2 separate regions of the Homo sapiens genome follow, and region 2 is linked to region 1. A link is an interaction called in ENCODE POLR2A ChIA-PET data of the cell type or tissue named here. Cell type or tissue: OCI-LY7. All regions are shown on one strand. Links, peaks and the distances in the headings refer to the core of each region. The heading gives the core; the rest is flanking DNA. Region 1 overlaps RC3H2 (ring finger and CCCH-type domains 2). Region 2 overlaps RABGAP1 (RAB GTPase activating protein 1).

Evidence for each region. Peaks named below come from ENCODE experiments on the same cell type or tissue, not always from the same donor. Only the 100,000 strongest peaks of a DNase experiment are listed, where the experiment ranks them.
Region 2: POLR2A ChIA-PET joins it to region 1 with 10 read pairs; 31 of 35 experiments call an interaction of 5 or more read pairs at or near these places.

Annotation. Positions count from the first base shown.
Region 1 is chr9:122,889,379-122,901,437 of GRCh38, reverse strand. RC3H2 (ring finger and CCCH-type domains 2) reads left to right here. Exons shown (of 21, transcript NM_001100588.3): 2 at 3,862-4,159; 3 at 8,412-8,529; 4 at 10,893-11,126. The coding sequence starts at 3,929. Among named protein-coding and RNA genes, the nearest start is that of RC3H2, 10 kb to the left of the region's middle. In OCI-LY7, for the core only: a CTCF peak has its summit at 2,064; no DNase peak of the experiment used is centred there; H3K4me3 peaks cover 1,122 bases; H3K27ac peaks cover 2,025 bases.
Region 2 is chr9:122,941,227-122,953,285 of GRCh38, reverse strand. The region is part of intron 1 of RABGAP1 (RAB GTPase activating protein 1); the gene reads right to left. LOC105379839 (a long non-coding RNA gene) reads left to right here and starts at 12,038. Exons shown (of 2, transcript XR_001746924.3): 1 at 12,038-12,059. It also overlaps the pseudogene RNY1P15. RefSeq lists a silencer at 11,997-12,059 and an enhancer at 11,743-12,059. In OCI-LY7, for the core only: no CTCF peak of the experiment used is centred there; no DNase peak of the experiment used is centred there; H3K4me3 peaks cover 976 bases; H3K27ac peaks cover 803 bases.

The sequences.
Region 1 (12,059 bases), core at 1,463-9,462:
TTTTCTCCAGTACTGAGTTTCTAGCTTACAGGTTGTTTCCATTGCTGTTTTGGTTTTTACTTGTCTTTTAGCTAGAGATCCAAATTGTGCTTATGCTTTAAATATCATTTTTTAAGAACAAAACTAATTATTTTTAAGTTTTCTAAACGGGGAAGTACTGTGACAGTCCATTTCAGTAGCTTATATTCCTCACATAGGTTAACAAGAATGAAAACAATGGTTTTAATTAGAAGAACTAAGCCCTAAGGTTTACATTTTTATTAAGAGAATTGTAAAATGATGTATACATATATGACAGTTAAAGAAGCATAAACTTTATTCTGGCATTTTAAAATCAGATGCCGTAGACCTGAACTGGCTGCATAATATGGTGGACTAATAAGAGAAAATGAAAGTATTTAGCTGGCTCTTAATAAAGCAGTTTGTAATTTGAATCATATAAGAGATGCCTATTGTGCTTCCTGTTTTATGTGTCAGCACTCATAGCAAGGAACTTACAGTCTGGAAAATTATTTGAGCGAAAAATTGTTTATGGTCCCACCTTTAATTTAGCATTTCTCACTCCTATGCTTTATCTTATTATCCTTTTTCAATTTTTGTAACTGGTAACTAAAATTAGTTAATACAAATAATTAGAATGTTTTTCTTAAGGAATCACTTTAGGTATCTTGAGTTGTAGGCCTTTTAGTCCATTTTATCTCAGTTTGAAATGTTTTGATTATTTGAGAAGAATACTTCAGTAGTAACTATAAATATTCATAGCAATTTAGACTTACATAGACTCAAATAAGTTGCATAAAATGTATTAGTATAGGTCTAGAAGTTTTGCAAATTAATATGTAGTCTTAGTGCTCCATGGTTCATTTATATGCTCTTTAAATTATAAAAACTATAGGATATTTACCATTTTTGGTAGTTACAAAAATATTTTCTAGGTAAATGTTTACAAAGTGCCTGTTTTGAAGGAATGAAGTTTCTTCTATGTTTTAGGTAAAATTTTATATTGATTTATCTTAATTAAGGAATCTAGGATTTACTGATAATATTACTGAAGAAAAACATATTTGGAAAATCAAAGCGTTTCTTACATCTGATCGTATAAGGGAAGTTTAGTTGATAATTTACTGTCAGAAAGCTAGACTCTGACACAGAGAAGAAAATTTGGTAGAGTTATTGCCAAAATTTTGGCAGTGTTTTACCTTTATATCTTAAAGGTATTAATTCAATTTGTGGTAGAAATTAAACTTCTCAGTATTAATTATGTTAAAACCTCTGATGTTTCTATGCTGAAACACACTAAGGACTATTGTAACATAAAACTATACTAAGGACTATTGTAACATAAAACTATTAAGTGTGCTCTGGTATAGTTTGAAACAGTTTAAAACTGTGTAGTAGGTGACAATATGAAAGATAGCATTTTTCTGTATGGTTGAAACTCCCCCACCCCAAGCCCCACACTTATGTGCTTTAATATAAAGCATTTCAGAAAGGCTTTGGAAAACTAAGGAAAAGGTATTTGCTCTTATTTTGTACTACCAGGTGGCCTGTGATACCCTAACCCACAGAATTAACATTTCCAAACAGGTGGCCATTATGAAAAACTACACGCAGTGTCCTGTTTTCATAAATATTTAATCAGTTCAAGTTATTAACTATATTAGGGCTTTCAGTAGATTTAAGATGAAATTCATTCTTCCTCAAAGGCCTTTTCTTGTATAACTCTGCAAACCAGAAAACTGGATGTTAAAAATGTTCAGTAGTTTTAGGGAGTGATATATTCATCTGCTCAGTGCTTATCTCTAAAGTTGGAAGGAAACTAATTGGTTTTTAGATTGATGGCATTAATAGATGTGGTAATTTGAGGATGAAAGTTGTAAAATTATAACTTGGAAGATTTGGTTACTTTAAAGATAACGATATTAGATAATTTGCATTAGAGCTGTTTGAGAAAGTTTGTATAGGGGTGCTTTTTACATAGCAAGCCCTGTAATTCATTTTTACCAAGATTTTTTTTAATCTCTGTTTTTGTGAATATAAAAGCGCAGGGCCGGGCGCGGTGGCTCACGCCTGCAATCCCAGCACTTTGGGAGGCTGAGGTGGGCAGATCACCTGAGGTCAGGAGTTCAAGACCAGCCTGGCCAACATGGAGAAACCCTGTCTCTACAAAAATTAGCCAGGCATGATGGTGGGTGCCGTCCCAGTTACTTGGGAGGCCAAGGCGGGAGAATCACTTGAACCTGGGAGGCAGAGGTTGCAGTGAGCCAAGATCACACCATTGCACTCCAGTCTGGGCGACAGAGGGAGACTCTGTCTCTGAAAAAAAAAAAAAAAAAAAAAAAAAAAACACAATAAAGGCTAATAGAATTTTTTTGTATGTTGGCATAATTGAGAATACTTTCTGTTATATATTTTTTCTCTTTGAATGTGACTACATTTTTAAACATCTAATTTCTGTGGAACTAATATATTTGGGTTGGTAAACATTCCTGTGAAATAAAGTATTAGTTGTTTGATTGCCCTAAATACCTAGATTTCTTGTTCACCAGAGAGCTTTTGTCAGACTTATGTTAAGTCTTGAATTGGAAGATAAAGAAATTCTGGGAAGTTTAGTGTGTTCAAATTAGTATCGTTTTGCTACTAAATCTTTTACTTTACTAAACTTATGGAACTTTTTTTTTTTTTTTTGAGATTAAGTTTCGCTCTTTTTGTCCAGGCTGGAGTGCGATGACGTGATCTCGGCTCACTGCAATCTCCGCCTTCCACATTCAAGTGATTCTCCTGCCTCAGCCTCCCTAGTAGCTGGAATTACAGGCATGTGCCACCACGTCTGGCTAATTTTGTATTTTTAGTAGAGACAGGGTTTATCCATGTTGGTCAGGCTGTTCTCAAGCTCCTGACCTCAGGTGATCCTCCCACCTCGGCCTCTCAAAGTGCTGGGATTATAGGTGTGAGCCACCACGCCCAGCAGGAACATTTTGATCTCAGAAATAAGAAAAATTCTCTCACTGTTTTTTTCTATGTGCCTTTTCAGTTTTTAATCATGCATATATAACTTTTTAGAATAATGTTTTATTCTTCTGTGTCTTCCTCATTGGACTTTACAGTTTTTGGTTATATATATCAATCGCTAAATAATGTAGTTTTATCAGAAGTATTGTATTGAACAATACAAGATATTTAAGACAATTTTTTTGTTTTACTTTGGCACTGTATGTTGTGGTCAGCATTAGTCTTTCATTTATGAACAAACAGCTCTCTTAATCATCTCTCAGTCATCACAGTCTTCTCTTATATGTTGATTTTCAGTGCCTCATTTTGCTTCCTAGCCAAGTCTTGTCAGAGATTTCCTCTTTCAGGTGGCAAAGCTGTTTTCTTCACACTTGAGTCTCTACAATATTGTTTGGATCAGTAGTTTCCAAAGTTCATTAACTCCTGGCCATACTTTATTATGTTTTGGGGTACTGGTTATCCAAGGGAAACACTTTTTTAAACAACAAAACAAAAAAACCGCCCAGCAGTCCAAAGTAATTTGTGTTCCTAAAAATGGAATATGGAAAGTTAATTTGCTTGTTTGATGTGGTCGTTGAGAAAAATACATAAAAGCTTTGATGTTTATTATGTGAGCAACCAATATAAATACAGTTTAGTTGAAAGGAACACTATTAAGGTATTGTTTCCAGGCAGAATTTCAGAAATGTAATTAATTCAGCAAATAGGTTTTTTAAAAAAGACATCCAAAGGTTATAAAATTATTTAGAAGTATTTTAGGTCTGAAGCTGTAATAGTTGACTTAAGCAATTAACTCTTCAAAGGTGAATGATGAATATGTGGTTAATTCATACTTTTGTCCATTTCTAGCTTACAAAACACTACACAGCAAAATAATGATCTGCTAGACTGCTAACCCGAGCATCCAGCTTCCACAATGCCTGTGCAGGCAGCTCAATGGACAGAATTTCTGTCCTGTCCAATCTGCTATAATGAATTTGATGAGAATGTGCACAAACCCATCAGTTTAGGTTGTTCACACACTGTTTGCAAGACCTGCTTGAATAAACTTCATCGAAAAGCTTGTCCTTTTGACCAGACTGCCATCAACACAGATATTGATGTACTTCCTGTCAACTTCGCACTTCTCCAGTTAGTTGGAGCCCAGGTAAGCATTCAAGATTTTACTATAGGTTGGTGCAAAAATAATCACTATTTTTGCCATTATTTTAACGGCTTGTCCAGCCTGCAGGCTACATGTGGCCCAGGACATCTTTGAATGCGGCCCAACACAAATTCATAAACTTCCTTAAAACATTGTGAGATTTTTTTTGTGATTTATGTTTATGTTTTTAGCTCATCAGCTATCGTTAGTGTTAGTGTATCTTATGTGGCCTTTTTTTTTTTTTTTTTTTTTTTTTTAGACAGAGTCTCACTCTGTCACCCAGGCTGGTGTGCAGTGGCGTGATCTGGGCTCACTGCAACCTCCACCTCCTGGGTTCAAGCGATTCTCCTGCTTCAGCCTCCCAAGTAGCTGGGACTATAGGCCCACATCACCATACCCAGCTAATTTTTTTTGTATTTTTAGTAGAGACGGGGTTTCACTATGTTGGCCAGGCTGGTCTGGAGCTCCTGACGTCAGGTGATCCGCCCACCTCAGCCTCCCAGGGTGCTAGGACTACAGGTGTGAGCCACTGCACCCAGCCATCTTATGTGGCTTTAATGGCAAAAACTGCAATTACTTTTGCAGCAACCTAATAATTTGTTACATGAAATAGTTATTGAACTTTATTCAGTAATAGGTATATAGTATGTTTAGTGATCATTAAGGTGTAAAAAATAAATTTCAATGTACCTGATTTTCATGATTGTATTCTGCGAAAGATTTTCTTTAGATAATGTCATATCCTTATACAAAACCTTAGATTACATTATAGTTACATATTCAATTCTGTGGCTAAAATTTATGTATATAAGTGATATTGGTGGATAAGAAATATTTTTATATAAGCATATATATTTATTCACCAGGTGATATGAAAAGAAATGTAATCAAAGCTTTGACCAGAAACAGGTTTTTTTGTTGTTGTTGTTACTTTTTTTTACTTCACTTGACTTTTTATATAATAGTGTAAATGAAACAATAAGGTCTATGTAGGGATGTATATATGGAAAACCAAAAACCAATGTGTCAGTAATAAATTCTCCATGATTTCTTCTGAACATGTGTTGTATCAAGCTTGTCTGGCTTTCAGGCCACATGCAGCCCAGGACAGCTTTGAATGCAGCCCAACACAAATTCGTAAAGTTTTTTTTTTTTTTTTTTAACTCATCAGCTATTGTTAGTGTTAGTGTATCTTATGTGTGGCCCAAGACAATTCTTCCAGTATGGCCCACGGAAGCCAAAAGACACCTCTGAGCTATGTGATGCTTTAGTTGAACATTAGGGGGGAAAAAAAAAAGAACATGTGCTATAGAATTCATGTTTGTAATTATTTTATTGAATCAAAGCAAGACTCTAGATTTGAAATAACATATTTAATGAGGGTCTACTTTGCATTAGGTTTGACAGAAAGTATTCAGCATTTATTATTACTAATTCTTACCATAGGTTTTCAGGTAGTTATTATCCCCATTTTACAAGTTAGGAAGAGATGAAATTCTGTACATCATGTGCTACATATTAAAGCCAGAAAGGAATTATTTTTCTGATTTAATAGAAAATCCAATAAACCAAAATACTTCATTCATTCCTTTAGTATCTTGATATTTGAAGTCCTCCTTGTAAAGCACAAAATCTCTTTTCAGTGTTTATAATCAAGTTACACACTATGAAATCAAGGTGCATCTACAATTGATAGTGTATCTTAATTTAATTGCCAGTATATTTTTGTTAATGGAGTATAAAATGTTGCCTCTTGCAAACAACATTTTAGATTTGATAAAATATCATAGACTTTTTGTAAGAATACTAGCTACCACCAGACACAGTGGCTTACACCTGTAATCTCAGCACTTTGGGAGGCTGAAGTGGGCAGGCTGCTTGAGGCCAGGAGTTCGAGACTAGCCTGGACAACATGGCGAAACCCCATCTCTACAAAAAATAAAAAAATTAGTCAGGCATGGTGGTGTGTGACTGTAGTCCCACCTACTTGGGAGGCTGAGATGGTGAGATGGGAGGTTCACTTGAGCCCAGGAGGTCGAGGCTGCAGAGAGCCAAGATCGTGCCACTGCACTCCAGCCTGGGTGATGGGAGTGAGACCCTGTCTCAAAAAAAAAAAAAAAACCTAGCTACCATTTATTTAGCATCTGCTATAGGTCAACAGGTATTGTGTTAATATCATTTGTAAATGTTATCTCAGTTGGTTCTTAAATTGCCTACAGGTCTTTACAGTGTGAATTCTGTTATCTCTTTTACTACTGTTCTTATTCTGCTTAAGCTACACTGGCTTCTTAGCCAGTTCTCAGATATACCAAGTATATTGCCAAGTGATGGCTTTTGTAGTTACTGTTACCTTTGCCTAGAACGTTCAGTCTGTCTCCATTTTCTTTTTTGTTGTTGTTGTTGAGATGGAATCTCTCACTGTCACCCAGACTGGAGTGCAGTGGCGCAATCTCGGCTCACTGCAACCTCCACCTCCCAGGTTCAAGTGATTCTCCTGCCTCAGCCTCCCAAGTAGCTGGGGTTGCAGGTGCGTGCCACCATGCCCAGATAATTTTTGTATTTTTAGTAGAGATGGGGTCTCGCCATATTGGCCAGGCTGGTCTCGAACTCCTGACCTCAAGTGATCTGCCCACCTTGGCCTCCCAAAGTGCTGGGATTATAGGCGTGAGCAACCGTGCCCAGCCTCTCTCTTCATGTTCTTTATTCATTCATATCTCACAGTTCTCAAGGGAGCCAATCCTGACCACCCTAATTAAATTTGTAACCCCTCGCTAGTATTTCCAGTCCCCCTTATCTTTGCTCTATAATTTCACCTCTTGGAACACTACAAATTTATTATGTTTTTAATTTATTGATTGGCTACCTCTTCTCCTCTCCACTAGAATGTGAGCTCCACAAAGGCAAAACATTTTGTCTGTTTTGCTCATTGATATATCCCTGGTACCTATAACTGTGTCCAGTGCATGGTAAGCACTCCATAAATATAATTATTTGTTGAATTGCATTGAACTTTTTTTTTTTTTGAGACGGAGTCTTGCTCTGTCGCCCAGGCTGGAGTGCAGTGGCGCGATCTCGGCTCACTGCAAGCTCTGCCTCCCAGGTTCACGGCATTCTCCTGCCTCAGCCTCTGGAGTAACTGGGACTACAGGTGCCCGCCACCACGCCCGGCTAATTTTTTGTATTTTTAGTAGATACAGGGTTTCACCGTGTTAGCCAGGATGGTCTCGATCTCCTGACCTCGTGATCCGCCTGCCTCGGCCTCCCAAAGTGCGGGATTCCAAGTGTGAGCCACCGCACCTGGCCTGTATTGAACTTTTATAGCGGCACTACAAAATACAGATTTTCATCTTCATTTTGCAGATATGGAAATTATGACTTGGAGCAGTTAAGTAATTTACTCAAGGTCATTCATAGAAGTAGCAGAGCTGCAATTTTTACCCAAGTTTTGACCTTTGAATGAGAACACTCTGTCTTAATAATGCTTATCTTAAGTAAATAATATAGTAAAAAGGTGATAAGTGCTTTGGGGAAAAAAAAACAACTGTGTCTTTTTTTCTCCACTCTTTAATTTTGAAATTCTTTCAGACTTACAAAAAAGTTGCAAAAAATACTATTCAGAGAACTTGTATAACTTTCCACAGCTTAACCTAATGTTAACATCCAACACCAAGAAATTAGCATCGATACAATACTGTTAACTTTCTGCTTCTTTTCTTCCTTCATTAATCCACACAGCTCCTGCTGTTAAGTATGTTATTTTTTGCTGTTGCTGTTATTGTTGTTATTTTGAGATGGAGTCTCACTCTGTCACCCAGACTGGAGTGCACTGGTGCGATCTCAGCTCACTGCAACCTCAGCCTCCCGGGTTCAAGAGATTCTCCTGCCTCAGCCTCCTGAGTAGCTAGAATCACAGGCATCCACCACCACACCTGGCTAATTTTTGTAGTTTTTAGTAGAGATGGAGTTTCACCATGTTGGCCAGGCTGGTCTCAAACTCCTAACTTAAGTTAATCTGCTGGCTTGGCCTCCCAAAGTGCTGGGATTACGGGCATGAGCCACCATGCCCGGCCTTATTTTTGGTTTGTGGAAAGCAGTTTGGCTAGGTGTTTGACTTTAATTTTACTTAAATGGCTTTCATGTATTATCTATGCATGATAATTTTATACTCACCAAGATTATTATCAAGTACATAAATAATAGTTGCATGAGCTGGATGAATGTATTTCTGCAATATTCCTTTTTTTTTTTTTTTAAGGTACCAGATCATCAGTCAATTAAGTTAAGTAATCTAGGTGAGAATAAACACTATGAGGTTGCAAAGAAATGCGTTGAGGATTTGGCACTCTACTTAAAACCACTAAGTGGAGGTAAAGGTAAGTTCATAAAATGCATTTTTACTGATAAGTAGGACTTGGTAGTACATTTACTTTGAATGACTTGATGTGGATACCCTATTAAGTTATGGAAAAGGAGTTTGCTTGAGAAATGCCTTGAAAAATGTATAGACTGAGAAAATTATGTTGTCCTATTTTCTGAAAATAACCAATATTGTTATTAAGAATTCAAGCTAGAGCCGGGCGCGGTGGCTCACCCCTGTAATCCCAGCACTTTGGGAGGCCAGCGCGGGCGGATCACAAGATCAGAAGATCGAGACTATCCTGGCTAACACGGTGAAACCCCGTCTCTACTAAAAATACAAAAAATTAGCCGGGCGTCTTGGCAGGCACCTGTAGTTCCAGCTATTCCGGAGGCTGAGGCAGGAGAATGGCGTGAACCCGGGAGGCAGAGCTTGCAGTGAGCCGAGATGGTGCCACTGCACTCCAGCCTGGGGCGACAGAGCAAGACTGTCTCAAAAAAAAAAGAATTCAAGCTGGGTGTGGTGGCTTCATGCCTGTAATCTGAGCACTTTATAAGGCTAAGGTGGGTAGATTTCTTGAGCCCAGGAGTTTGAGACCAGCCTGGGCAACAAGGCGAAAGCCCATCTCTACTAAAAATACAAAAAATTAGCTGGGCATGGTGACACACGCCTGTAGTCCCAGCTACTGAGGAGACCGGTGTAGGAGAATCACATGAGCCCAGGAAGTTGAGGCTGCAGTGAGCTGTGATCGTGCCACTGCACTCAACCTGGGCAATGGGAGTGAGACCTTGTCTCAAAAAAAAAAAAAAAATTTACCAGAGTCACTGCATCTTGAAATTTGTACATTATTTGAATTCACTGTGTAATAGTGCTGTAACAGAATATTAGTTTTGATAAGTCCTATTAAGACAGCTTCATGTATGCATGTATTCATTCAGTCATTCATTAAATTTTATTGAGCACTTAACAGTGATTAAGGTCACTGCCATCATGGAGCCCACAGTTTACTGGGGGAGATAGATGTACAAGTGTAATAAATTATTTTAAGTCTATGACAAAACTGAAATTTTATCACTGCATACTTAGCACATCATAGGTATAATAAACAATTGTTGAATGATTGAATATATTGAGTATTTTGTACCTGTTGAATGCTTTGCACTGTTGTGTATGTGGCCATAGTGATTTTACTGAGAAACTTATCCCCTGTATTCATTCATTCATTTATTGAACAGCTATCTAAAGAGCGTGGACTGAGAGTGTCAGGCATTCTTCTAGTGCTGGGATACATTAGTAAGCCAAATAATGTGTTTTAAAGGAGTAATGAGTAATCATGTGTGTTGAATGCTGTTGGAAGGTCAGATAAAATAAGGAACTAAGAATTAACTAATTTAACCAATTTAGCAAGTTTGGTCAAGTGATGTGGGAAAAATTTGATTGGGGTGGGTTTCAGAGATTGTGAAACAAGGAATTGGAAGTAGTGAACAGATCAATTGTAGTGATCTACAATTGGCTAAGTAGTTAAGGCACTAGACTAGGAAATAGCGAGTATAGACAACTCTAGAAAATTTGCTGCATAAGAGAAGAAAGAAATGGAACAGAGGCTGGGCACAGAGGCTCACGCCTGTAATTCCAGCACTTTGAGAGGCCGAGGCGGGCAGATCATTTGGGGTCAGGAATTTGAGACCACCCTGGCCAACATGGTAAAACCCCATCTCTACTAAAAATACAAAAAAAATTAGCCAGGTGTGGTGACACTCACCTGTAATCCCAGCTACTCGGGAGGCTGAGGCAGGAGAATTGCTTGAATCTGGGAGGCAGAGGTTGCAGTGAGCTGAGATTGTGCCACTGCACTCCAGCCTGGGCGACAGAGTGAGACTCTGTCTCCAAAAAAAAAAAAAAAAAAAAAAAATGGGGCAGATTTGGTAGGGGAAGCAGGATCAATGAAAATATTTGTATTTTAGATGGATGAAATAACAGCATACTTGTTCTTATTCTGTAATGATGGAAATGTTCAAGTAAAGAGGGAAAATTTGATAATGTGGGAGAGGGGAGAATTGCTGGAGCAATATTCTTACATAGGTACATAGGAGTAGAATCTAAGAGCTTACCATTAAGCAGTATTCTAAATGTCTTATATACAATTAAAAAATAGAGTCATTTTTACTTTTAGGTTAAACTGCTAAAGTAGCTAAAAATTAGGCTTCTTATTACTATAGAATAATAACAAACAGAGACAGAATACTGTTAGAAAAATGAAAGCACATTACAAGGGACTCATTAGGAATTGTGGCTTAATCGTTAAATGCAGATAATGAAAATTGACTTTTATTTTTTATTGAAAAAACTTTAGCTCCCTTTGTTTCCCTTTTCCTAAAGGTGTAGCTAGCTTGAACCAGAGTGCACTGAGCCGTCCAATGCAAAGGAAACTGGTGACACTTGTAAACTGTCAACTGGTGGAGGAAGAAGGTCGTGTAAGAGCCATGCGAGCAGCTCGTTCCCTTGGAGAAAGAACTGTAACAGAACTGATATTACAGCACCAGAACCCTCAGCAGTTGTCTGCCAATCTATGGGCCGCTGTCAGGGCTCGAGGATGCCAGTTTTTAGGGCCAGGTAAGATAGGTTACTATCTTACCTTTTTTATTAGCTATTGGGGCTTGAGGATGCCAATTTCTGGAGCTCGGTGAATCCTGAGACTCAACCCGTCTTTATATGTACAAATCTTGATATAATTAAAGATAAATTTGTTTTTGTTGTTGTTGTTATTGCTGTTTTGTTTTGTTTGAGACAGGGTCTCACTCTGTCACCCAGGCTGGAGTGCAGTGGCGCAGTCTTGGCTCACTGCAGCCTCGACATCCATGCTCAAGCAATTCTCCTGACTCAGCCCCCTAAGTAGCTGGGACTACAGGCACACGCCATCATACCCGGCTAATTTTTCTATTTTTTGTACAGACAGGGTTCCACCATGTTGGCCAGACTGGTCTGGAACTCCTGACCTCAGGTGATCTGCCTGCCCCAGCCTCCCAAAGTTCTAGGATTACAGGCGTGAGCCACTGCACCCAGCCAATATAAATCCGTTTTTATTAATCTTAATTTATATGATAGACAGTGCTTTTGTGTTTTAAAACAAAATTTCTCATTTAAGCTTCAATTGCCATCAAGATAGGCAATATAGCTACAGTTTTACAAATTAGAAAACCAAGTTAGAGGCCTAAGATTGAACACGTAATAAGCCAAAGAAAGGTAAGCTTTTTTTTTGGTCTGAAAAAAAATGTTTAAACTCTTGATCGTTTTTAGGGGATAATTATTTATGATTAGTGTTATCTATGTTCTGTCTTAAAAAATCTTCACCTATACCAAGGTAATGAAGTTCCCTCCTGTGTTTTCTTCTTGAAGGTTTATTGTTTGAACTTTGTGATTTAGAACTACAGTTCGGGTAGAATTTATTTTTGGAAAGGAAACTTTTAATAAGTGATGTTGGGACAACTAGATCAAAATGCGGAAAAAGCAAAATTAGATGCATTTCTTATTCTCTATAAACTATAT
Region 2 (12,059 bases), core at 3,680-11,679, 50 kb before region 1:
AACATTTAACAATACACAAAGAACATTATAAGCGCCCAATAGTTACAGCTTTTCAAAAACTAACTTCAAATTCAAAAAAATTTAACAGTTATTAACTGATTTAAGTAATCCAAATTAAAATACTTATACTATCTCTACTTCTTGGCTTATGTCTACAGTGCCTGTATGAGTTAATTTGATTGTTAGTCGGGAAACACATTACTGAGGAAAAAATAAATAAATTAATTTCCTAATTTCACATTCTAAGTTGTTAATATCTAAATAAAAGCAAAATAGTACTTTGAATAAATATCCTTTATGTATCACAGAAAGGAATAAAATGTACACATTTGTATCTCATTTTATCATCCTAACAATTCTGTAAAACAGATAGAATAAGGATTATTATCCATTTGAAATAAGATACATATGAATAGCCTGGTATTTGGTAGGTAAGCACTCACAGTTTGTCTCCTCCTTTTATAGAAGTGATGAGCCTAGATCCTTATAACAAGTCCAATTACCAACAGGGCAGGTTGGTGGATGCAAGTTCAAGGATGCTTTTACTTTTGAGACAGGGTCTTGCTCTGTCGCCCAGGCTGGAATGTGGTAGTGTGATCCTAGCTCACTGCAGCCTCAAACTCCCGGGCTCAGGTGATCCTCCTACCTCCACCTCCTGAGTAGCTAGGACCACAAGTGTGTGCCACCATGCCCAGGTAATTTTTTAAAAAAATTTATCAGCCAGGCACAGTGACTCACATCTGTAATCCCAGCACTTTGGGAGGCCGAGGCGGGCAGATCACGAGATCAGGAGATCAAGACCATCCTGGCTAACACGGTGAAACCCCGTCTCTACTCAAAATACAAAAAAGAAAAAAAAATTAGCCAGGCATGGGGGCAGGCGCCTGTAGTCCCAGCTACTCGGGAGGCTGAGGCAGAAGAATGGCATGAACCCAGGAGGCGGAGCTTGCAGTGAGCCAATATCGCACCACTGCACTCCAGCCTGGGCGACAGAGCGAGACTCTGTCTCAAAAAATAAAAATAAAAAAAATAAAAAATTTAAAAAAAAATTCTCAGCCACCCAAAGTGCTGGGATTACAGGCATAAACTGCCGTACCCAGCCTTACCTCTCTTTTAAAAAAGTCAAGTCACTTGAGGTGACAGACAATTATGTTCACTTATACAGCCTCTTCCATCACACCTAAAAGTTCAATTATGCTTTATTTTCATTATAGCTACTCTTTCACTACTTTTATTCTTACAGAGACATTAAAGATCACTACAGATTTTTATTGCAAATTAGTCCCGTATACCAAAACTCCATGAACTTTTTGCCTACAGTCACTGCTCTGTGCCGTAAGTGCCAATTCTATGCTCAATTATGTACCCCAGCATAAAATGCATCTCCATATTGCTAAATAAAGATTCACAATTAGCCAGGAGCAGTGGCTCATGCCTATTATCCCAAAAACTTGAGAGGCTGAGGTGGGAGGGTCGCTTGAGGCCAAGATTTCAAGACCAGCCTGGGCAATATAGTTACATCCCATCTCTAAAATAAGATATTTAAAAATTAGTCAAGTGTGGTGGTGTGTGCCTGTAGTGCCAGCTACTTGGGAGGCTGAGCCAGAGGACTGCTTGAGTCCAGGGGTTCTAGGCTGCAGTGAACTATGATGGAGACACTGCGCTCCAGCCTAAGTGACAGAGTGAGACCCCATCTCAAAAAAAAAAAAAAATTCACATTCATTCTCAATCTCCTCTTAAGCACTGTAGTTAACAGAGTGAAATGGAAAGAACTGGCCATGATAAAACCTCTTTTAAGAGTCCTTCAAAGGCAGTCGGTTCTTGAACAATCAGTGTTTACTTTTTTAAAAACTTCAACTTTTTTTTTTTTTGAGACAGAGTACTATCAGATATTTGTATTGTTTCTAGTTAACTAACATCTGAGAAGTAACAGTGACATGCAGTGGCATGGATTTGCTAATGTGCAATTAGCAGAGGCAAAACCACCTCCCAGTAAGTGACCTACCTAGCTTAATAAGAGGTGTGGGTGATACTAATAATTGAACCTGACATGCTTGAGACAAAATGTGCTAGTGCCTCATCCAAAGCTTGGTTAACCTTTATTTCTTTGGTTTTCTTGAGATTTTCTTCTTGAAAGAGTAGTATTAATGCCTCCACCTCTACCACTTCAATGGAACTCCCCACTGTTCTAAACAGTCCCTCTCAAAAATACCACCCCGTTACTTCTCACTTTCACTGAACCCCTTAAAAACCATCAATACTACAAAATTTCACAACCCAAAGAATTATTTCTTACTTCCACCTGCTGAAGTAAATGAAAATGCTGGCCATTTTCTTATTCTGAAACTCTTATCCTTTTGCATCCATTTCCTACCACTATCTTTTCTTAGTTCTGATTTAGGTTCCTTTTCTTCTATTTTTAAAATCACATCATCGTCCTTCTTTTCACTGGCTATCTCATTAGCTAACATGGTTACAGCTTTCTATTGTATGCTGATAACACTAGCACTGTCTTTTCTCTTGAATTCCACATGGGTATTTGTGTTATATTTTCTTTTTCTTCTATTCAGTATCAAAGAGTCTGATATGTGCCAGACACCAGGTATAGAATTATGGTGAGGAATAAAAGACACTCCTTACCTTTGACAGGCTTACAGTGGTAGAGAAAACAGACCAGTAAACAGGTAATTATAATATAGTGCTTGTTATAACAGAGGTGTGTAAAGGGTGTTATGAGAATACACAGCAGGGCTCTACTATATGCGTCCTATGGTCATCTCAAAACCAATTCCTTGCAAAACTAAACCATTTAATCCCCACGCGTCAGCAGATTCTTCTTTCTAGATTCTCTATCCTGGTTAACAGCCACAGATTCAAAACAACATCAAAAAAAAAAAAAAAAAAAAAAGAAAGAAAAAGAAAAAGAAAAAAAAGACACCAAACCAAAACAAATCTTGACTCCTCCTTTTCTCACCCTCCCTTGGAATAATGGATTTTAGTTCTAAAACATATCCCAAATATATTCCTTCTTCACTATCCCTCATGTCATTGACTTGTATTTTATTCTCTTTCAACCTGGCTATAACAAGTGTTTCATTCTAGACTCTTCCTAGTCATTGATTATTTAGCCCCCAAAGTTAATTTCTAAAACTTAGATCTGATCATATATCCCATACCTCCCCTTTCCTCAAAACTATTTATTGCTCCTGACTGAAAATACAATAAAATCCAAAATCCTTGTATTATTTAGTTCTTCAAAATCTGGAGCCAATTTCCATTCTAGTCTTATCTTCTTCTGTCACACCATACTATATACACAAATATGTCATGCATTTTAATGCTTTCAAGCCTTTTCATATGCTGCTTGCTCAGCTGGGAATGTGTTTTTGTTTCCGCAATCAGCCTTTCTCCACCAACAGCAACCTAGTGGATACAATCAAGTATTCAACCTCCCCCTTTCCCTTCTGCAGTGTTATTGTCTTCTAGGGCTCCTCAGGCTTTTTGTTTTTTAGTTCATCACAGAATTATAGCATTTACCACACAGTAAAATAATATCAACACTTTTTTTTTTTCCTTTTTTTTTTTTTTTTTTGAGACAGAGTCTTGCTTTGTCACCCAGGCTGGATGCAGTGGTATGATCTTGGCTCACTGCAACCTCTGCCTCCAGAGTTCAAGCGATTCTCCTGCCTCAGCCTCCTGAATAGCTGGGATTACAGGCATGCACCACCACGCCCAGCTAATTTTTGTTTTTGTTTTGTTATTGTTGTTTTTGAGATGGAGTTTCACTCTTGTTGCCCAGGTTGGAGTGCAATGGCATGATCTCAGCTCACTGTAACCTCCGCCTCCCAGGTTCAAGCGATTTTCCTGCCTCAGGCTCCCAAGTAGCTGGGAATTACAGGTGCCCGCCACCACGCCTGGCTAATTTTTATATTTTTAGCACAGACGGGGTTTCGCCATGTTGGCCAGGCTGGTCTCAAACTCCTGACCTCGGGTAATCCACCCACCTAGGCCTCCCAAAGTGCTGGGATTACAGGTGTGAGCCACCGCAGCCAGCCGTAATTTTTGTATTTTTAGTAGAGATGAAGTTTCACCATGTTGACCAAGCTGGTCTCAAACTCCTGACCTCAAATGATCCACCTGCCTCAGCCTCCCCAAGTGCTGGGATTACAAGCGTGAGCCACCGCACCTAGCCCAACGCTTCTTTTCTACTCCGCTATATTGATCAATCCATTCATTCCAGAAGCAATTACTGAGTATAAACCACCATGTCAAATGCTGGGAGTATAACGGGCACAAAGAGTCCCCCAAACTACTTGTGGACAGGGGTCTTATGTTTTACTCGTAGTAATTTCATTTCCTTACTTACGGGCAGTGTTCAATAAATTTGGTTGGTTGAATATACTTCATGGCTGTTTAACTAGTAGGGTCTAAGTAATATGAGGAAAACAAATGACAAACATGCTACTCTACATGCATGTACTGGGGATGTGGACATGGATGAAGACTAAACTCTTCATCAAATCCCCAACTGTCATGATCAAAAAACAGTTAACACAGTCACAAAAAATATACCTTGGGTTCCCTTTGGACCAAACACTAACCACTTCCCTCCCAATCCCCATCATTTTTGTTGCTCAACCAGTGAAAAAATGGGTACAGCTTTAGGGAATCTTAAGCAAGATGACTAAATCATCTTGCTAAATCAAAAGAGAAAACAATACTTATTACTTCTTGAGTGTCAATTATATGCCCAACATGGTACGAACAAGTTTTACTTGCATTATTACTAATCTTCACACCTTGCCAGATGGGTATTAAGTTCATATGACAGACAAACTAAGGCTTGGGCAGGCTGAGTAACTCGCTTAAGTTCAGAGAGAAAATTGTGGAACTTGATCCAAACCCAAGTATCTAGGTGTCTCTGTTCTTTTCTGGATTGCATCTCTCTCCCTCTCGATGTCCCTATCTCCATCCTCTCCCAATTCCAATCCATCCTCTATGCTGCTCCCAGTTGTACCCTTCTAAAACACAAATCTGGTGAGTTTACTCTCTGTTTAGAAAAAGAACAAGACAGGATGCAACAAAAGAATCAAGTCTGAAAGATGCTGTAGCAGGATAATTCCTGTGGGTTTGTAGCTCTTTAAAATTAAACAAGCAGGGTACAAAGAAGCTATAAAAAATCACATTGCATTAGTTTCAGTTTGTGTGTGTGTGTGTGTGTGTGTGTGTGTGTGTGTGTGTGTTTTCCTGGCTCTGAACTTTGTTTCACTGCACTGGTTTTCACATGAATTTCACACAGCCTATCCCTGGAAAGGGTGGGACAAATCAAACAAAACTCAATGGAACACCATCCCTTCTTTATAAAAATAAATTCCTTTCCACCACTACTAACTGCTAAACAATAGATGTCTTTGTTTTCATTCTGACTCTGAATTTTGAGACTATTTCTTTGAATTATTTTAGTGAGCTAAGAGAATCATAATAATTTAAGCTTTCTGATTAATTTCAGGTTACGTTAAAAAACCAAAACCAAAACCAAAAGAATCAAAACAATCATCTTGGGCCTACCTGCACTTAAAGGCAAGAAAAACTAGCTTATCTAAAACTCACGCTTAGGCAAATTTGAGCCTACCGTAACTGTGACAATTTACTTCTTTAAACTATTAAATCACTTTTAGTTCAATTCTACATTAACTAAAAAAGATATCGGAATTAAACAAATACAGGAAATTGTAAAACAAAATAAAACTTTAAAACATCTTTTTTATAAGTTGTAATCTTTTTGCATTGTGATTAAGTAATAACACAAACATTACCATCTTAGCCACGGAAGTGTACAATTTTGTGTCATTAAATACATTTACATTGTCATGCAACCATCACCATCATCTATCCTTGGAACATTTCCTTTCTTAACTCTGTGCCCATTAACACTAATTCCCTATTCTCTTCCTCCTCCAAAAACCACTATTCTACTTTCCATCTCTAAGAAATTGACTACTCTAGGTGTATCATATAAGCAGTGGAATTACACAATATTTATCATTTCATAACTGGTTTATTTCATTTAGTATAAGTCTTCAAGGTTTATTCATATTGTAGCATGTGTCACAATTTCCCTAAGGCTGAATAATATTTCAATGTATGTATGCCACATTTATCCTTCAATAAAAGTAAGTTTCAAAATAATTATAACTTTATAGGGTCTTTAGGGGGGATATCAGGTGTTTTCCATTACAGTTCCATGAGGTAGATGTAAGTAGCTCCATGTTTAAAAATGGAGTTTCTGAGGATAAGCTACTTAATCACTCCTTCTCAGAGACTTGGGATATCCATGTCTTTCTCACCCCAAAGTTCATACTCTCCCCACTATATCTTGATACTTCATACTTCTAATGAAAGGTACAAGAGGTAACAAGTAGGGATGAAATGTGCATAAAACAGAGTTCATTTAACTCTGTTAATTATGAGTGTGATAATGCTGACACCTGAAAAAAATCTTGCCAATGGTTTTCTCATGTTCCCATGGATATTTCAGGAAACACACTTTAATTTTTTCCAGAACTCTACATATGCTGGCTTAATGCCATTTCAACACAATATCTGTGAAACTAAATATTTAAATTGTTATTTGGATTCCACGTCCACAATAGAAGCTATCCCTGGGAACACAGGGAAAGTCAGCTTAATGTTAATGTACTACTCATTCACAAGGTCAGATTATATTCCTGACTTGCTAGTACAGATTTTAAAAACTGTTCAGATTTCTACAGTATAATTTACATTAGCATTTAATAAATGTAAAAATATGAGTATTTTTAAGCAACGCAGGGTTAGTCAAAGACTTTTCCTCTTTTTAGGAAATTAGTCAATATAGTTCCTTCTCATCTACAATAAAGAAAATGAATCTATTCCACTTAGAATATGCATCTGTTTACATTCAGATCTAAAATGTATTATTCACTTCTCTTTAATCTACATGAATTTAAAACTCAGCAGGCAAATCATTCAACAGATGATCAAAGTCTAAGATAAATGCAGAAATATAATTTGTCTTTTCTATGACCTGTTTGATTTTCAGGGGAATGCATGTAGGCAAACCATGAATGTTTGGCAGAAGATACGTGTTTTCTGTGCCTTCCAGTATGCTATCTCGTATTATCCTTCATGATAGTTAAAATATACTCCCAAAGCTGGTCCAAAGACAGTGAGTTATCTCGATTGTTCAGTCAGTTACAGAACAAACTCCTTGTTCTACTCTTTTCCCCGTTCTCACTACTGCACTTTAGTAGTCTTAAAAAATAAAATATATTCCCAAAGGATTCTGCATATCATTTCCTTAACTGATAAAAGATCATCCTCAGAAAATGGAAAACAAAATTATAAACCATAGGTTGTTGGTTAGTTACCAAAATGCATAAATAAGGGAAAAAGGGAGAAAGTTTTAAAACAGTCAAATTGTTGTTAAAGTTTGACTTAGTAACATTATGTTAAAGTTACCACAGAAACTCACTTGCTAATGTACCTTCAGAAATGCCAGATTTAGGTACAGAGAAAAATTTATTTCCACAAAGACTTACAGAACCCAAGGAGTAGTAGTTTATAACACAAATGCTGATGCAACCTTAACAGGAAATACATAACAACTATGCATTAATTCTTGGAGAGGTACACAATTAAGAAGATATATTTCTCATACTTTACAACCAAGATAATACATACATACTATTTAATGTCAGGCAGGAGCTTAAAAGTAGGTTTAGGGCTTTATTTCACTGTATAGTGATCAGAAAAAGGGATTTAGGGGGAAAAGTCTGATAGAAAACAATCTTCAAAAAATTCTCACTGAGTACCTCAGAATATTATGGTTGATTTGGAAAGAGGAGGGAAACTTTCAGGCCACATTGTATAAACTAATGTGTTCAAGACTTGCACACTTCCATATTTGGTCAGTCTGCACATGAAGAGAAACAAGGCTGTTAGGGTCAACGTGAATGGTTACAATGTAAGCTTAAACGTCTATCCAATATTGTTACAAAGTTTCTAAAGAATAATGATCTCAGGATCAACACAAAACAGAGGGGTGAGGGTGGTTGGGATGACTAGGTAACCAGTTTATGCTAAAAAAAAAAAAAAAAGCAACAGCTATGATGTATACATGGTGTTTTTCCAGGCATACTCACGGGCATTAAGTCCTGAGCCTTGAATTTTTTTTCAGTGGGATCTAACTATGTAAACTCAGTAAAACAAGGTAACTACATACAAAGCACCAAAATGTCATGCCAAATTCTGCTTTACGTACCTTAAATGAGCACTTCTTAAATATTTGAGTTCTATCTCCAAGAAACATTATTTAACAAACTATAGGAACGATCCCTGAAGTATAGTCTTGCTAAGAAAGATTATTTAGGCCGGGCGCGGTGGCTTTCTCTTGTAATCCTATCATTTTGGGAGGCCGAGGCAGGTGGATTACCTGAGGTCAGGAGTTCGAGACCAGCCTGGCCAACATAGTGAAAACCCGTCTCTACTAAAAATAAAAAAAAAAAAATTATCTGGGTGTGGTGGTGCGCGCCTGTAGTCCCAGCTACTCGGGAAGCTGAGGCAGGAGAACCTCTTAAACCCGGAAGGCGGAGGTTGCAGTGAGCCGAGATCACGCCACTGCACTCCAGCCTGGGAGGATGCAGTGAGCTGATATCGTGCCGCCACACTCCAGCCTGGGCGACAGAGTGAGACTCCGTTTCAAAAGAAGAAAAAAAAAAGAAACAAACAAAGATTATTTAAGAGTGTTGTCACGTTGGGAGGCCAGAGTGGGAGGATTGCTTGAGGCCAGGTGTTTGATAACAGCTTGGGCCACACAGTGAAACCCAGTCTCTACAAACAATAGCAAAATTCACTGGGTGTGGTCGCATGTGCCTGCAGTCCTAGCTACTTGGGAGGCTGAAGCAGGAGGATCACTGGTGCCCAGAAGTTCAAGGTTGAGGTGAGCTACGACAGCACTACTGCACTCCAGCCTGGGAAAGAGAACAAAACCCTATCTCTTTTAAAAAAAAAAAAAAGTGTGTTGTATTCATTTATTCCACATGCTTGAGAAGTCTACTGATACCTGATTATATTGAAATTACAAAGATAACATTATGGGCAGCCTATGTCAGAACCTTAGCAAACCAGTGTTTTTACAAAGATACTCACCTGTAGCACCAATTTAAACTATTTTCTGAAAACTGTATTCAAAAATTCCTTGTTAAAACTACTGGGAAATAATGAGACCTCCAAAGGAGGCTTTCCTTTAGCTGGAAATATACTGAATAAAAAACAAAAACTTCTTTTTTTTTTGAGACGGAGTCTCACTCTGTCGCCCAGGCTGGAGTGCAGTGGTGCGATCTTGGCTCACTGCAAGCTCCGCCTCCCGGGTTCACGCCATTCTCCTGCCTCAGCCTCCCGAGTAGCTGGGACTACAGGCACCTGCCACCACGCCTGGCTAATTTTTTGTATTTTTAGTAGAGACGGGGTTTCACAGTGTTAGCCAGGATGGTCTCGATCTCCTGACCTTGTTATCCGCCTGCCTTGGCCTCCCAAAGTGCTGGGATTACAGGCGTGAGCCACCGCGCCCAGCCAACAGACTTCTTTAAAAGAAGCTGGGCTACAAAGTTCAGTTAATAAATTGTGTGGAAAACCATGCCCCTCATGTAGATAAAGTGCATAATACAGTTCTCTCAATATGCAGCAGAAAAGGTAGGAAACAGGTGTCTCTGTTCCCACTACATTACTACAACTCTTATAAACTGCAAACAAAATACTATGCCAAAAATGCCAAAATGCACATAGCTGATAGGTTAACTTTCCAAACAAATATATACCTATTAATGTCAATGCGTTAACTGTAAACTGAATCATAACACTCAATTAAAAGAAAGTGTGGCCGGGCGCAGTGGCTCACGCCTGTAATCCCTGCACTTTGGGAGGCTGAGGCAGGTGGATCACCTGAGGTCAGGAGTTCAAGACCAGCCTGGCCAACATGATGAAACCCCGTCTCTAGTAAAAATACAAAAAATTAGCTAGGCGTGGTGGCACACGCCTGTAATCCCAAGCTGAGTCAGGAGAATCAGTTCCTTGAACCCAGGAGGCGGAGGTTGCAGTGAGCCAAGATCACTCCAGCCTGGGCAACAAGAGCACAACTCAGTCTCAAAAAAAAAAAAAAAAAAAAAAAAAAAAAGAAAGTGCACCACAACATGACTATATCTCAGATTTTTTGTTGTTTTTTTATTTTTTATTTTTTGATGGGAACTGGCTGTGTTACCCAGGCTAGAGTGCAGTGGCACCCATCATAGCTTACTGCAGTCTTGAACTTCTCAACTCAAGTAGTCCTCCCACCTCAGACTCCCAAAGTGTTGGGATTACAAGCATGAATCACCTCACGCCACAAATATTTCAACTTTAATTATGAATCTGAGTTAATATCTTGAATTAAAATTACATATGAATTTTAAATGTTACCAATACATAAAAATCAATCATGGATTGAAATTTTATTAATACAAAGTGAACTCTACACAGGAAGATTTATAAAGACTTCTCTTCCCTATTTTGTTTTTTTGTGTTTTTTTTTTTTTTTTTTTGAGACGGAGTCTCGCTCTGTTGCTCAGACTGGAGTGCAATGGCACAATATCGGCCCACTGCAACCTCTGCCTCCCGGGTTCAAGCGATTCTGTTGCCTCAGCCTCCCGATTAGCTGGGACTACAGGCGCCTGCCACTACGCCCGTCTAATTTTTGTATTTTCAGTAGAGACCTGGTTTCACCATATTGGACAGGCTGGTCTCGAACTCCTGACCTTGTGATCCACCCGCCTCAACCTCCTAAAATGCTGGATCACAGGCGTGAACGCACCCGGCCCCTATTTTCAGTTTTCATAAGTAAGCTCTAGTTAAGTCTTCAATACATATTAAATAGCACCTTATACAAACTTGAACTAAGGCAACACGTCCTTCGTTTAAAAAAAAGTTGGATGAACCCTCCTTAGTACCTAAGCTTTTTTTCCCAACTACTTTTCAAACATCAGTTTAATGTTACAAACACAATTCCATTCACCTTCCGTTGTTTTTTTGTTTTGTTTTGTTTTGTTTTTTGTTTCCGAAACAAAAACAGCTGGAAACTCACTTATTGTGTACTTACTACTCCAGGCACACGTTTGTAAATACATGTGAATGGAAATATAAAAGGAATTGTGAAACCCTGTCCCTAACAGGTTTTTTTCCCTGACAAAAAGCCAACGAAAGTCAAAAGACCTCAAATTCAAGTTGGAACATGATTTAAAACTAACGGAGCACTAGTAGCGGGAACACTAGCAGCATGATCACTTAACACGGTCTCCTAGGACATTTGTTTCCAAAAAAGAATTCTCGAGTAACCAAAGGTATGCAGATGCGTGAAACGCAGGAGCAGATGATAAACAGTCTGGATGCAGAAGAGCAGAGACCAAAGTACTACCAGGCAATGGACAGCGAACTCCTGGAAGTCTTGAGGTTATCCTTTGGCTCAACACGTAAAACCCTAAGGGTGCGGATAATCAAAAGACACAGCGATGAGGTACTGGGGTAGCTGCTTCAAGGAGATGAGAAGACTGGGATGCCAAGAACGCTTTAATTGCAGACGGGGAAATGAGACTGAAAGACCAACCTGAGATGGCAAAGCGACAGTGAAAACTAGCAAGTCTTTGAAATTTAGGCGCAGCCCAGGACAGCCTGAGGCCCAGGCTAGCTTAAGTCACAGATACAGGCCTAGTGAGCAATGGGGAGAAACTGAGGCGGGGGGGAGCGGCTGGATTCCCAAATAGGACCAAGCATAAAACATTAAAGTCAAGACACAAACCGGCTTTGCTGGGGGACCAGAGGGAGGGCCAAAAACGCAAGACTCAGAAGACCGGCACCCACACAGACAGGGGGAACCGGTTTGGGCAGGGGCTCCCAGAGCGGCCCAGCCTGCGCATGCGCCCTCTCCCCTCCGTCGCAGTTCCCCCTCCCCCCAATCACGGCTCCCCTCAGAACTCGGCCCGTCGAGGGAG